3 separate regions of the Mus musculus genome follow, and all the other regions are linked to region 1. The links are chromatin loops, found by intact Hi-C in ENCODE. Cell type or tissue: left cerebral cortex. All regions are shown on one strand.

Region 1 (5,000 bases):
TTTTCAGCTTTTACCGTTACGTCTTAGAGCCGGAGATTTCTTTCACTGCAGACAGCAGCTTTGCTAAGGGACCGATAGCAAAGTTTCTGGATATGCCACAGTCTCCGCTGTTTACTTTGAATCTGAACACACCTGAGAGTTGGATGGTAGAATCTGTCAGAACACCATATGATCTGGATAATATTTATCTAGAAGAGGTAGGGATGTAATTGTTCTCGACTATCGCATCATGTATAAGTTAAATCTATCCATCATTCAGTCAGTGGCGATTCCTGAACTGAGTGGTGGAGATGGCGCTCACATCACACATCAGTGCTCCCTTACGTTGATGCTCCCTTACGGCAGCTGCTTTATTCAGATGCCTTCCCGCTCAGAAGTTGCGGTGTGTGCGTGGACTGCTGCTCCCACCCTTGCTCTCTCAGCTTAGTCAGCTTTGGTTGTCCTCAGAGTTGGTCGGCTCCACGTCAGTGTCAGTCACTCCTCTCATCCTCTCCTGATTGACAGGAAGCAGTGCTAGGGAGGGGCATTCATTAGGGCTCCTAAGAATGCAGCCTGTGGTGCTAGGGAGGAAGTGGCCTGATCTGGGTGCCAACCAGGAAGCAAAGAGAGGAGAGTCCCAAGGGCTTCCGCCTTTTTCTTGTCTAACTCATTTCAGGATCCCCAGCCCACGGAGCAGTGCTGCACATTTAGTGTGGGTCTTTCCTCCTGAATTGATCCTCTCTGAAAGGCCCTCACACATGCCCAGAGGTGTGCTTCCAAGCCTAGTCAGATCTGGTCATCACAGTCCTCAAATACCCACTCCCAGTTGTCCCCGGCAGTTAGGAACTGTTTCTGATCTGACACTGTGTCTAAATCATTACCCAACGGGTGGTCTTCGTGGCTGTAGTGGGTGGTTTGTGACACATTCCTTCTGTCATAGAATCCAGGATGGAGCTCTAGCCCTCAGCCTCGGTGGCAGCCAGTGCTTTCCCCCTCGTGATTGTTGCCCTGACCTGGCAGATTACATGTGTAACAGTAATTACATGTGTCATGTGCTTTAACTCTGGTCTTTCAGGTGGACAGTATAGTGGCTGCTGAGTATGAGCTGGAATATCTGTTACTAGAAGGTCATTGTTACGACATCACCACAGGCCAGCCCCCTCGAGGACTACAGTTCACTTTAGGAACTTCAGCCAACCCAACAATTGTGGACACAATTGTGATGGCCAATCTGGTAAGTAATCAGTTTATCGATAGTACAACTTCCGTGATGGTTATTTAGACACTGTAATTTATGACAGAACAGTTAGCATTCTGAACCTTGGTGTGAAATAGAACTAACAATGGACTGCTGTGTAAAGTCCCTGCTTGCTCTCCGTGGAGCACTGCAGGCGCCACTGCACTGCCCTGCTGAGGCTCTTTGCCTCTTAGCTTATTGGTTGGTAGTTTTTTGGTTTGGTTTGTTTTACTTACCTCTGGTTTGTTAATTATCTTTTAAACTTTCTTTAATTATCATGGTAATAAGACCCTGAGTTCAGTACCTAGTTCATGAGAGGGGATGGGGTAGATAGGCTGTCATATACACATACATGATCTGCATGTAAATGAAAATGTAAGCATTCATTAGAAACATTTAAATGTAAAGAGACCTGAGCCTGTACTCTGTTTGTGTCCTAGGGATATTTTCAGCTCAAAGCCAATCCGGGAGCCTGGATTCTGAGACTGAGGAAGGGGCGCTCAGATGACATTTATAGGATCTACAGGTAGGACAAGGAGACGGCTTCATTGTAGAGACTGAGCTTTAATTGCGCATTATCTGGGCTTACCCCAGGCATCGTGCGTTATAGTCGAGTTCATGATAAAGCCAAGCTTCTCAGAAGAGTAAGTGTGGGAGAAGTTGTAGGGGATGGGTTGGTTAGCAAGGGGTCTAAGTGCTGATCAGAGCGAGGTCTGTTCTCCATTGCTTTCCCTGTCAGCTCTTATCAGAAGGATGCAGATAGCAGGCAGGAGCTCTGACCACTTGATGAGAGCTGACTGGAAACAGCAGGGTCGGTCCTGTTCAGTACGCTGATGGGAGGTGTTTATCATGACCCCGGCTGTTTTGTACATGCACAGAACACATGAGCTTTGACTGTGTAGTCTGACTGTCGGTCCTGGTCCCTGGGCTGCAGTTGTGTAGGCGTACTCCTACACCAGCCTGTCAGTGACAGGAATTGTCTTAAAGTTCAAACGAACCCCAGAACACCATTTTAAAAATGTGGTCTCTATCCTGTTTAACACAGTTTAAACTCGTCCTTAGTTCTGTGCCAGTTTGTGTAGGGAATGGTTTTCATTATGGTTTCTGTGAACAGCCTAATGTGTGTATTTGCTTTGGCTTCATGGCCTTTTACTTGACATGGAGAAGCAGTGTGGTTTAGTGGGTTTGGTTTTGGTTTTTCTCTCACCCACGCTTGAACTGGACTCAAGTGAGTCTTCTGCCTTAGTCTCCTGTAGCTGAGACCTCAGGCGTGTGCCTCCATACCTAGCTTGTGCAGATTTCTTATTCAATAACTTAGAATTTTGTGCTATAGTAATGTCCTTATTGTAAATAGTAGGCTTTTCCCTGATTCAGTTATTTTCCCAAGAAGGCTTCACAGAATGTTTCTTCTATGGGCCCTGTCCATCTTCTTCCTTGCCTGGGGCTGTGGTGCCGTCCTCTCTGCTGTCTAGGGTTCCTGTCTTCCGAGGCTTCCCAAATGGACAGCCTGTGATTCTGGAATCTTCTGTGCGCCAGCTTTCTCCTCTCCTTTTGCTGCCTGCTGAGTGACAGCACATGCAGTGGCTTCCTCACATTGCTGCCTGGAGAGTGAGATGAGGAGGAAGCGAGTACTCACAGTCGTCCTGCTCTGCCTTGTGGGCCTCGGACCAGAGCGGCTGCACTGTGGGCTTCCTACCAGACACAGAATTGAGTCTGTGCTCTAAACTTGGCTGGTTGTGCCGCCTCTCACACTGTAGCCTAGGCTGGCTTTGATCGCAGTTGATCTCCCTGCTGCTTCCTGTTGGGGTTACAGGTGTGAGTCACCACACTCTGCCAAGAGTTAAACAGCAGAAGCGGCTCCAGGGATGGGCCTGAGTGTGCAGACTGTGAGCGGACAAGCTTTGTCATGATCTGACCAGTGCTTGTCCTGCCTGAGAGCCCATTGATGTTTGCCTGCTGTAGGAAGGAAGTCAGCTCACGTCCCTAGCCTAGAGATGGAGATTTCCAGGAACACTTCTTTGTCCTGTAAAGGTGTTTCTTTCAGACTGTGAGGAAACTGTTGGTTTTAAAAAGTGTTTCTACAATGAAGATGGGCAAGCACAGCCCATCTTGTTGTCTGAGTATTTACCGCATTTTGGGATTGTGATTTCTTTCTCTGTCTTACTTGTCTCTAAGCCATGATGGTACAGATTCCCCTCCTGATGCAAACGACGTTGTTGTCATCCTCAATAACTTCAAGAGCAAGATCATCAAAGTGAAGGTGAGTCTGCTCGGCTTTGTCAGGGAACAGACAGCAGTCCCCCCCTGTGGCCGTGGCCAGCCACTGTCAGGGAACAGACAGCAGTCCCCCCCTGTGGCCGTGGCCAGCCACTGTCAGGGAACAGACAGCAGTCCCCCCGTGGCAGCCGCTGTCGGAGGTACTAACACTTGTGACCGTGCTAGGAGAGCCCTCTCGCGGTAGTTCATTAAGACACTGTTTTAATGTTCTGTTTTGTGTTAATTACTGTTGTGATTTTTACCTTGCCTAACTTACCAATTAAGCATTAGTACAAATAGAGTGAACAAAGCTGTAATATGTATACAGGGTTCTCTACTCTTAGAGTTCATGCATCCAGTAGGGGCTTGGAATGTCTCCATTAGATGAAGTAGGACTGCTGCATTTGGAAGTCATTTTGGTATTCCATTTGGAAGTGGCTTTTGGTTGGTTGGTTGGCTTTTGGATTTTGTTGTTGTTTGTTTTAATAGTTCTAGGGATGCTGCTTAAGAAAAATGTCTTAGTGAAGATAAGATTCTAGCTTTCTTCAGCCAACAGATTGTCACTTTTGGTAATCTCAGAGTCCCATTTTGTGCAAAATGTCCCCACAGAGACTTTGTGTACTCCCCTCTCCATTCTGATTGAGACAGGGTCTCACTATTTAGCCCTGAAGCCCTGATTGACCTGGGACTTGCTATGTAGACCAGGTTGGCCTCGAACTCACAGATATGTTTGACTGCCTCCCAAGTATCAGGATTAAAGGCATTGCACCTGGCTCAGCTTTGCCATGTTTTTTTTTTTAAGTTTTATTTATTTATACACATGTAAATGTGTTTATGTGAATATATGACACTCGTATACCTGTGAAGGGCACAAGAGAGCATTGGTATCTCTTAGAAATGGAGTTACAGGTTGTTGTGAACTATTCAGTATAGTTGCTGGGAACTGAACTCAGGTCCTCTGGGGGAGCTGTATGAGTGTGCTCTGAACCACTGAGCTATCTCTCCAGCTCTGGCTTGGGCGCTTTCATACCCACAATTCATAGAGTTAGTATTTTAGTCTCAGAAGACTGTGGGAAATTCCACTGGCAATTCAACAGTAAGATTATAGTTTTTATAGGCAGGATGGTGCACACCTGTAGTCTCAGAACTGGGGAGTTAGAGGCAGGAGGATCAGGAATTTAAGGTCAGCCTAGACTGCATAGTGAGTTTGAGGCCATCTTGAATGATATGAGACACTGCCTACAAAACCAAACACAGAATACAAACAGGTGATTTTATTTAGTCTTTTCTTACTCTCTTTCTCTTCAGCATTTTGAAATCCTAAAGTAAAATGATTGTAGGATAAGTAACTGTTACACATGGTAAAACCTAAAGTCAGCCATTGCGAGGCTGAACAGGAGGGTGATTGCTGCAGGGAATCTTTTGTGGTAGAAGTCCTGAGCATGGACCACCTGATGCGCCTCTCTCAATGGTTCCTGTGGGCCGCATTCTTCCCTTGAAGTTGTCAGCTAGAGAAGTTGTCTTCTGG
Region 2 (5,000 bases), 55 kb before region 1:
GGAACTGCTTTTAATAGTCTACTGTGTATCATTTTTATGGCTTTAAGTTTGCACAAGTAGGTAGGTATATATCTGTTGAGAGACATCTTCCCACTTTATGCATGTAGGTGTACTTCAGTATTTTTAACACCCGCATAAAAATGTCCTGCTGCAGGTTTTTAGAGTTGTTTTGAATTTTGGAACTTTACCATTATGAAGAATATATTTTTCATATGTCATTGCCCTCTGTTGCGTGGTTTATTAGAACAGGGATTGGTGGGTGTGTTAGTTCCTTTCTTTTGTTGCTGTTACTGAATAACATGGTGAAAGGCCACTTAACTTATTTTACTGTAAGATTTCTATCTGTCTTTGCTTTTTATTGTGTGATAACACACTACTATTAAAAGCAATTTTGGGAAGGAAGGGTTTATTTGGATTATAGTCTATCCTCAGGGGAAGACAAGGCAGGAATCTGGAAGCAGGGGCTGGAGTAGAAACCATGGAGGCATGTTGCGTGCTAGCTTGTCCAGCCTGCTCTCTTGTAGAAAGAACCCAGACCATCTATCCTCGGGTGGCCACGCCCACAGTGGACTCGGCTTTCTCCCATCAATCAATAGTCAAGAAAATACTGTACAGACTCACCTACAGGCGAGTCTCACCATGGGGGCATTTTCTCAGTTGAGGTTCCCCTTTTCCAGATAGCTCTAATTTCTGTCATGTTGACAAAAAACCTGAGCAGCTCGGTTTCAGGAGGCTAGATGTCCACCATGGCAGAGCAAGCAAGTAGGAGGGAACAGGGAGCTGAGGATCATGCCTCATTCTCACACAGGGAGCAGAAGGAGGAAGAACTGGAGTGTGCCGAGGCTATAAACTCTAAAAGCCTGTCCCCAGTGAGCTCTTCCTCTGTGTTCCAGAGTTTCATAACCTCCCTCCAAACAGTACCACAACTGGGGACCAAGTATTCAAATACAGGAGCCTGTAGGGGACATTTTCCATTCAGACCACCACAGTAGATCATATTTTAAGAACTTTTAATGTCTTTTTTTTAAAGATTCATTTATTTATTATATGTAAGTACACTGTAGCTGTCTTCAGACAATCCAGAAGAGGGAGTCAGATCTTGTTACGGATGGTTGTGAGCCACCGTGTGGTTGCTGGGATTTGAACTCCGAACCTTCGGAAGAGCAGTTGGGTGCTCTTAACCCACAGAGCCATCTCACCAGCCCCCAACTTTTAATGTCTTGATGCTGATTTTAGAAAGTATGGTGGTTTTTTACTCTTTTGAGAAGTTTAAAAAAATTAAGGGGCGGTGGCAGCACACTCCTTTAATCCTAGTGCTTACAAGGCAGAGGCGGGCTGATCTCAGGAGTTCCAGGCCAGCCAGCCCATACAGACAGACAGACAAAAGCATTGTAGGAAGATCACAGTAGCAAACATGCCAGAGAGGGAGACTTGCTGTAGCTCACAAGTTACTTGCTTAAAGTTTTATCTGCTGCTCGAATTATTTGGCCTTAATTTTCAGATAAAATTACAGTCACACTCCACACAGTACAAAAATATGCTGTAGATTTAGTGCTGTGGGATTTGGTATGCATCCTGGCTTCCCTTCTGTTCTTTTTAAAGAATTGATGATATTTAATTTAACTTAGTATTTTATAATTAATATTCATGTAATATACTTTATTTATATAGCCATGAACGAGTAAAACTCATACTTGACAGTATTCTAAATGCAAACTGTTTAAGATTGTGCTGCTCATGAAGATACTTAAAACCTTTACTAAGTTTTTAAAGTTGTTGTCAACCAGTGTCCTGGTTTTTCTTTAAAATTTTTCTTAATTGAATATTTACTTCCAGACCGAAACCATTATTGTTCAAAGGAGATCACAGATATCCCTCATCAAATCCTGAGAGTCCAGTGGTCATCCTTTATTCTGAGATTGGCCATGAAGAATTTTCTAATATTCACCACCAACTTATATCAAAAAGCAACGAAGGCAAAATTAATTATGTATTCCGACATTATATATCTGTAAGTATTGACTTATTTTACAATTTCTTGAATATTAATTTGTTTAAAATGACTTTTACAAATAACTTAATTGGAAATTCTTTTTTTTTTTTTTTTAGAAATCCAATACTTTTATCAGATCTCTCTCTCTCTCTCTGTACTTTCTTTCACTTGTTTCTTTCTCCCCCCCAATCTCCCTTCCTCTCTTTAATTTTTTTTTTTTTTTGAAACAGGGTCTTACTGTGTTACCCTGGCTAGCCTTGAACTCACTCTGTAGAGCAGACTGACCTCAAAGTCATAGAGACCCCCCTGCTTCCCAAGAGCTGGGATCAAAGGTGGTTACACAGAACATTCTTAAATTAATTAATGTTCTTACTTTCTTGATTGCTCTCCACTCATTCTTCTCCATTCACTGAGCAGTCTCTCAGTTGAACTGAACAAGCTGCACCCAGCTAGCCTGCTTGCTCAGGGTTTCCTTGTTTCCACCTTCCACAGGTTAGAATTACAAGCAAGCTGCCACAGCAGTCTGGGTGCTAAGGATTTGAGCGTTGGCCTCTTGCTTGGGTGGCAAGGGCTTACCTGCTACGGCACTTGCTTGGTCTGCATCAGATCTCTTACTTGCACATGGGTGGTGCCTTCCTTGCTTGCTTTTCCAAAGAAACGTCAAAAAAATTACACTTAAAAAATGGGATAATCAAATTGTTTTGATTTTAAAATGAACTGCAGTGAGCTAGGTATGATGAGTGATTCCTATAATCTCAGCACTTGAAAGTTTGAAGCAGGAGGATTACTGTGAATTCAAGGCTATCTGGAGCTACGAACTGAGATCCTATGTCCTTTAAAATTAAACCAAAAAACAGATACTAGGAATTGTGCAAACTTTTGTATGTTAACATTTAAGATAGTCATCCAACTGTCCATGAACCTTAGGCTATTGAGTGTTGAGCCCTCATGTCTCCTGGTAAGTGAGCTCTTAGCCTCCTGAGCTGTGTCCCCTAGGCTCTCCCCTAGGGGACCTGTTTGGAAGCACAGTCTTGTTGAGTTGTCTAGGTATTGTTGAGTTATCTGGGTGGCTTTGGAATCCTCCAGGAAGACTTTGAACTTGCAGTCCCCCTGCCTCAGCTGTGACCACAGGTCCAATTCACCAGGCCTAGCTAGAAGTGATTATTGAGATCTCTGTGTGTATTTGAGCTTATATGTTTGTGGGGTGTGCGTGGGCAGCTGTGTTCTCTTCTGGGGTCCACATTTTCCACATTTCCACATTTTCTTTTTGAGATCTTTTTTTTCCTTTAAAGTGTCTTGACAAGAAAATTTTGACTCTTGTTCAAGAGGGTGTGCTCCTCCCAAGCAGAAGAGCAGCACTCTGGGGGCAGGAGATGCACCAGATTCTAATGCACTCATGACCGTGTCTGTTCCCAATGCCTGGGCTGCCTTGCCGTCTGTCACAGGAGACTTTAAATGTTTTAATAGAATCAGGGCAAAAAGACATGGAAAGGGAAAGCAGGTCGGCCGCTTTTAGTCACTTAAGTTCCAAGAAAGCAGGGCTGATCTGTAAGCATGACTGGGGTGGAGGGGAAGCAAATTCAAACATTTGCCTCAGAGTCTTACAAAGTGGGAAGATACTGGTATCTTCTCCCAGACACAGTGCAGTGTCTGATAGCAGAGACTAATACTTTATCTTACAAGTCCCTCCTCTTACTGTACGTGTTCTGTTGTTTACACTCATTAGGAAGATGTTGGCTCTTTCTCCATCCTTTCTTAGAGTAAGAAACTGCTATGGGAAGGGGTCCTTCTTTAGTGATAGCTGACCCAGTAAGTCTGAGTTAGGACTCTAATACAAGAAAGTAATTATTCCATCTCTTTCATTGGCATGGCCTCCCTGGGGGTATTTGGCCAGAGGTTGACCTTGTCCCATTGGAGTGTTAAGCCTCCACCCAGGCTGCTTCATGACCAGGAAGAATTTTTCTTAGCAGGCCTTCATTATTACTTTAATACCCACACCCCAAGAGGTAACCTAAGAATCATTTAGGAACTAGATGGAAGGTCAGAGCCCCAGACACTTGGCCTTTCTAGTCTCTAGCAGGGATGGGCCTGCCAGGGCTCCCAAGGATGTTTCTGGATTTTTGCTAAGAGAGAAACTAGTTGTTCTCATTGAGGGCTTTTACCCTAAACTGTGCAGCCAGTTCTCTATCTCCTGTTCTCATCTTCCTTCGCTCTGAAGAGGTAACTCTAATGCCATCGTAGCGTTGGGCCAATGACCCATCTCAGCTGATTTCATACAGCTGAATTTGGGGTGTCAGAGTCACAGTTTTGGGGTACCCCTCCAGGGAGCCTATCTAAAAAACCTCAACTGTTAGATGTAGGGAGGAAAGAATCATTGACTGCTGTCTGGAAAGATGTGAGGGAGCTGTGTTACCCTAGGCAGGGAGAAGCCAGAGACATTGGGCTCACAAGAACATCCGTCTGTTGGGTCCTTCTCATGGTTCTCTTGGCCTCCACGGCTGACTGGACAGCGATGAAACCAAGATCTGTTTTCATGCACTTTGAAAGCTGTTGGACAGACTAGAAACAGTGCAGAGTCTCCCCCGGATCCTTCCAGAGGGACAGAGAGAAGACATTTAGCTAGCATTTGATTTTTTTTTTCTCTCTTTTTTTTAAAGGTTAAAACAATACTGAGCCTTTCTTACTTGGATAGTCATTGAAGTGTTTAATTGAGCCAAAATCTGAGGTCTTATATCTGGGTAGCTTTTTTTTTTTTTTTTTTTTTTAATTAAGAAGAAAATCACTGGGCTGGAGAGATGGCTCAGTGGTTAAGAGCACTGACTGCTCTTCTGGAGGTTCTGAGTTCAATTGCCAGCAACCACATGGTGGCTCACAACCATCTGTAATGGGATCTGATGCCCTCTTCTGGTGTGTCTGAAGACAAGTACAGTGTGCTTACATATAATAAATAAATCTTTAAAAGAAGAAGAAGAAGAAACTCACCAATGAGACACAATCTAGGTAACAG
Region 3 (5,000 bases), 180 kb before region 1:
CCAGCACAGTTTGCTGCTTTTCTGAAACAAAACATGCTGGTGAGGAAAGCTTTTCCTCCTGGCACCTCCTCCTGTCTCTTTGGTGAGTATTGCTTTCACCTGCTCGCCTAGGCTTACTGCTCTCCTCCCTGCCTCTCAGTGTTCCCTGCTCTCCACTGGTTTTTTCTCTTCCTTTCTCTCTGTCTCCCAGCTCCTTGTACTAGCTCCCTTGCTTATGTTCTCCCTATTGGTTTCTCATGGTGGCATTTCTTGCTTTCTCACTTTTTTCTGCCACGCTCCTTGGCTCTGAGTCTCCCTTGTATGCTTGTATGCCTGTGGCCTGCTTGCCTTCATGTGAGCCTGCATTTTCCTTGTCTGTTTTCTCCCTGCCTTGGTTGTTTCCATCCTGATTGCTGCAAGTACAAGAGAGCTGCTTAGAGCACTCCTCTGTCTTAGGCTGGTACATTCATCCCTAAGCAGCCCTTGATTCCCTCACTGTAGCCCCACGCCAGCAACCCCAATGTTCATTGGCCTGCTGTCTTGCTCACTACAAAAGAGACTTCTGAGGTTACAGAGCAGGAAACTGAGAAAGTCTAAAGGTTATCAAGCCTAGGGAGGCAAGGGACGTTTGCCTTTATACATAGTGATCTGTTTGAGTTAATGGAAGTTCATATCCGTAGACCTGGTTGGGACATGGGCCACTTTTGTCTTATTTGGGCAGCAGCTGAAATGCTACCTCACCTAGTAGTTCCTGAGAGCCAGCAACTCCTGGTAGCAGTCTGTCTGCCTTACCACCATTTGACAAGCAAAGCCCTCAGCCTCAAGTACCTAATGCATGATGGAGGCTGCGGAAGCCCTGGGAAAACTCCCTTGTGCAGAGGATTAGGTGGCCTGCCTGTGGATGTTCCTTATAGGCTGTTTACTGTCCCCAGCTATGGGACAGCTTGGGAGAAGGTGTATAACAGGGAAATGACCAGCTTCTTCGAGTCTGGAAAGTGCAGAGAAAACTGTTTACTTAGTTCTCTGATGGGGTTGGTTCTGCTAGATGATGTCAGCATGCCTTTTATCCTTTGTTTGGTTCCCAACAGCTCAAGGCCCCTTGTCTCCCTACTCCAGGGCAACTGAGATAGGCTGAGTTATCTCTGAGATATTCCAAGTCAGGTCCCCAATGGGTGGGACAACCTGTACCTGTGTCCCTTTTCCTGTGCAACTTCCACATGTCTCTTCTGGATGGCTTGGCTTGTGGTATTTATAAGTTATAGAAGATCTTACCTCAGCTCTGTTTCTTAGTTCCCATTTCATCAGAATCAGTGGAGGACATAGAGAAAGAAGAGCTTCGGGTCCAGCTTAAGAGGCACCATTCTTCCAGTCCTCTTCCTGGAGCAAAGCCTTCCAAGCGACCAAAGATCAAAGTGTCCCTGATCTCCCAAGGGGACACAGTTGGAGGACCTTGCACTCTTTCTCAAGGTGGAACACCTGAAGGTGAGTCTTTTGTGCTGTCTTTGATAAAGGCTGATCAGCGTTCCCAGGCTTGGCAGGCAACCCAGCCTCTGTCAGTCAATGGTCACCTGGAACAGAGATGGTCTGAGGTCACACATGGTGGAAAGTGGTAGTCACCTGTCTCAAGAAGGGAGACAATATCAGAGTACTTGTGGGGCCATTTAGAACATTATACACTTTGTCCATTTGGGGTTTTAATTAAGGTAATAGACAGCTTAAAAAATGGAAGGAAGGAAGAGAAGAACCCCAGCTGTCCCTGAATAGCATAGCTGTTCTTTTTCATTTTCCATCTTAAATTCAGCCTTGGTTTAGGGGCAAGTTAGGACTGAACTTTGGTCTTGGTTATTCTGCAGCTGCCGGAGGGAAGCCCATCACCATGACCCTGGGAGCTTCAGCAGGAGCCAAGGAACTCACTGGACTTCTCACTACAGCCAAGTGAGTCTGTCTGCCTTTGCTCTCCTAGTCTTCCTCCTGTTCACTCAACTTCTGCTTCGTTTGGTCTTCAGGGAAGTTGAGATATTCTAGAGTCAGTTGTAGGCATGTGACTTTTTTCTGATTGGGAGCTTTCTTTCTGACAGAGCATCCACTGACTTTACCCAGGACTTGAGTTCTTTCATTTAGGCCTGGCTTTTAGAAGGATAGAGGTGGGGCTTAGGAACTGAAACAGAAACCAAAGATTCTTCCTTGCCTGACGGACGGACTTCACTCGGGATACCCCTTGTGGCTGTGGGCTGCTGCTCTTTGGATAACAGGGCTCCTTCCTTTATTTCCAGGTCAAGTTCTTCTGAAGGTGGAGGTACAGCCAGCACAACCCCATCTGTGGCTTCCAGCAGTGCCACACCTAATGCTATCCACACGCTGCAGAGCCGCTTGGTGGCCACTTCTCCAGGCAGCTCCCTTCCAGGTATCTTGTCTTGGATCTGCTGCTGCAGGGGGTGGTCTTAGACCAGTTCTGGAACTGGAGCGAGAAAGAGTAGCTCTGCTCTCCCAGTGGTAGCAGAAGCTAACGGGAACTGGAATTAGCTTGTCTTTACTGTCTGTAGGGGCTGTGTCCTTTACTGTGAGGATAGACAGTTGCCTGTGTTGTTTCTTCTTTTTCATACCTCCAACTAGATAAAGCTGGAGGTGGTGCTGAACTGAACTTCAGCAAAGTGAGATGTGTTTTACCTCTTTGATATCTACTTTTTCTGAGCCTAGCCTGCCTGGAAGGGCTGATTGCCGGTACCATGGGTTAGGACATTGCTGAATTACCTCTCCCTTAAGATTTTACTTTCAGGTTGTTGGACTATATGTAATGTGGTCAGGTATCAGAATCCACTTGCTTTATTCTTTCTTTTCTGTAGAAGTAATTGAATTTGTGTTTCTGAAAAGTGAGATTCAAGCTCTCCGTTTTTCTGTACAAAGTGCAGGACTGCTGGCTTAGAACAGGTTGGAAAAGTAAATCCAAGGCAGTGTCTGGCATAGCACCTGTCCTTGTGTAGTAACTTCTGTGTGTGCTGGGAAGGCTTTCCTGGTATCTTTCTGAGGGCAGGGTAGTGCTTAAGGGCAAGCTTAGGTTGTTGTAGGATGAAAGTGCTATAGGCTGCTTGTGGGTAATACCCGGGACTGATGTCTGCTGCATCTGCCATGTCCTCTCCTAGGGACCGCTTCAGCCAGCAGCCTCCTCCAGGGCCTCAGCTTCAGCTTACAGGATATTAGCAGCAAGACCTCTGGCCTCCCAGGAAGTCCCTCCCCAGGGCCAGCCCCACAGGTATATCATCTGCTGTACTGGGTAGTGTGGGATAAGAACTTCTTATGGGAGGGATAATATAAAGATAATAAAAATCCTGGAAGAGTACCTTGCTTGCCATGTGCTGAGTGGGCTCTGCAGGCTCTGGTGTTATTGTTGGGTGGTAACTTCTAATCATCTGCTTGTGTCCAATAGGCCACCAGTGTGAAATTGCCAACCCCCATGCAGAGTCTGGGTGCCATCACCACAGGCACGAGCACCATTGTCCGTACCATCCCTGTGGCCACCACTCTCTCCTCCTTGGGTGCCACTCCTGGTGGGAAGCCCACTGCCATCCACCAGCTGCTGACCAATGGGAGCCTCGCTAAGTTGGCAAGCAGCCTACCTGGCTTGGCTCAGATTTCCAACCAAGCATCAGGTAAGTGCCATGAAAATGATGGGGACTTCCAGTTCTGGGTATTTCCAGGTCTTAGATAGGCAAGGTGAACTTTCCTTGATTCTTGGATTCAGCTCTGTGGAACCTGCCCTCAGAAAGGTCTAGAGAACACAGACTGGAGCCCTTCAAATTTACTGACAGCGTAGACCTACCTGCCCAGGAAGAAAGCCAAGATGCTGTTTTGGGAAGAAACTGTTACCTGAAAGTAGAGGCTAGAAATCAGTACCCTGTCTTCCTAACTTTCTCTCTGTCTGTCTGTCTCTTACTTAGGCTTAAAGGTCCCCACCACCATTACTCTGACGCTGCGTGGCCAGCCAAGCAGAATTACCACGCTAAGCCCTATGGGGTCAGGGGCAACGCCGTCCGAGGAGCCCAACTCCCAGATGCTACCATCTAGTTCACAGGTGAGTTGGCCTGGGCAGACCCAGGAAGTGAGCAGGTTCCAGTCCTAGGTAAATGTGGGGCTGGCCACAGTGTTGACCACACCTGCCATTGCGCTGAACTTGTTGGCAGACCAGATTCACATTTGGACTCTGAGTTTCTAGCCTTGTCACTTTGAGCAAGGCAGGACCTCTTTGATTTTCCTTCTCTGTAAAACTGTCTGTTGTGAGGATTGAGATGGTGAAGCTCCAAGGGCATCCGTGACTGGGTAGAATGTTTCTGAGTATTTCTCTCTTCTTCCCTTTCTCCTCCCTTTCTTGGTTTCATCATTCAGACCTTATCAGTAGAGGCTGACTCTTGGACCATGTCTTCATTGCTATCTTTAGGGTTACCCAGGAAGTAGCAGTCGATTCCTCTTAGCGATTCACCTTGCTTTCTTATACCCCCAGGACCACCTGCCCAGGAGCGGCAGTGCTTCTGGTGAGCTGAGCCCTCCCCCGTCAGTGCTCTGCTGGTTACACATATGCAGTGTGATTATGGAAGCCCTTTGTCAGTTACGGTTCCTCTTTCCAGATAACTCTAGCTGTGTCAAGTTAGGGAAAAACAGCAACAAAAAAACCCTAGATCATAGGTGGGGATTAGAGGACGACTTTTTAGAGTTGGATCTTGGTCACTTCAATGTGAGTTTTTACATACAGTAAAACAAACACTGGTTTTATGTTAATCCTTTTTCTGTTACGTGGTTTCTTATGCTTTATCCTGGTCAGTAGATTGCCTTTATTTTATTATTCTTATTTTTTGTGTATGAGTTTTGTCTGCATATGTATGTGTGCATTCCTGGGACCTTCAGAGGTCTGAAGAGGGCTCCACATCCTTTGGAATTGGAGTTAATAAGAACAATTGTAAGCTGCCATGTTGGTGCCAGGTACCAAATTATGACCCTTTGCAGGAACTGCAAGTGCTTTTAAATACTGA

The links. A loop is a pair of places that touch in the nucleus more often than their neighbours do. Peaks named below come from ENCODE experiments on the same cell type or tissue, not always from the same donor. Only the 100,000 strongest peaks of a DNase experiment are listed, where the experiment ranks them.
Region 2: a loop joins it to region 1, with 1.9 times the contacts of the local background. A loop is called at or near these places in 3 of 42 quality-filtered maps.
Region 3: a loop joins it to region 1, with 3 times the contacts of the local background. A loop is called at or near these places in 2 of 42 quality-filtered maps.

What each region holds. Positions count from the first base shown.
Region 1 is chr1:36,158,418-36,163,417 of GRCm38, reverse strand. It overlaps Uggt1 (UDP-glucose glycoprotein glucosyltransferase 1), which reads left to right. Exons shown (of 41, transcript NM_198899.2): 29 at 8-197; 30 at 1,055-1,213; 31 at 1,657-1,742; 32 at 3,392-3,476. Among named protein-coding and RNA genes, the nearest start is that of Mir6897, 17 kb to the right of the region's middle. In left cerebral cortex, no CTCF peak of the experiment used is centred here; DNase peaks (open chromatin) are centred at 505 and 2,910.
Region 2 is chr1:36,213,143-36,218,142 of GRCm38, reverse strand. It overlaps Uggt1 (UDP-glucose glycoprotein glucosyltransferase 1), which reads left to right. Exons shown (of 41, transcript NM_198899.2): 6 at 1,837-2,011. Among named protein-coding and RNA genes, the nearest start is that of Uggt1, 29 kb to the left of the region's middle. In left cerebral cortex, a CTCF peak has its summit at 2,996; a DNase peak (open chromatin) is centred at 26.
Region 3 is chr1:36,342,299-36,347,298 of GRCm38, reverse strand. Kansl3 (KAT8 regulatory NSL complex subunit 3) reads left to right here. Exons shown (of 22, transcript NM_001310513.1): 15 at 5-82; 16 at 1,270-1,461; 17 at 1,833-1,914; 18 at 2,253-2,383; 19 at 3,120-3,229; 20 at 3,404-3,626; 21 at 3,915-4,048. Among named protein-coding and RNA genes, the nearest start is that of Mir6898, 4.0 kb to the left of the region's middle. In left cerebral cortex, no CTCF peak of the experiment used is centred here; no DNase peak of the experiment used is centred here.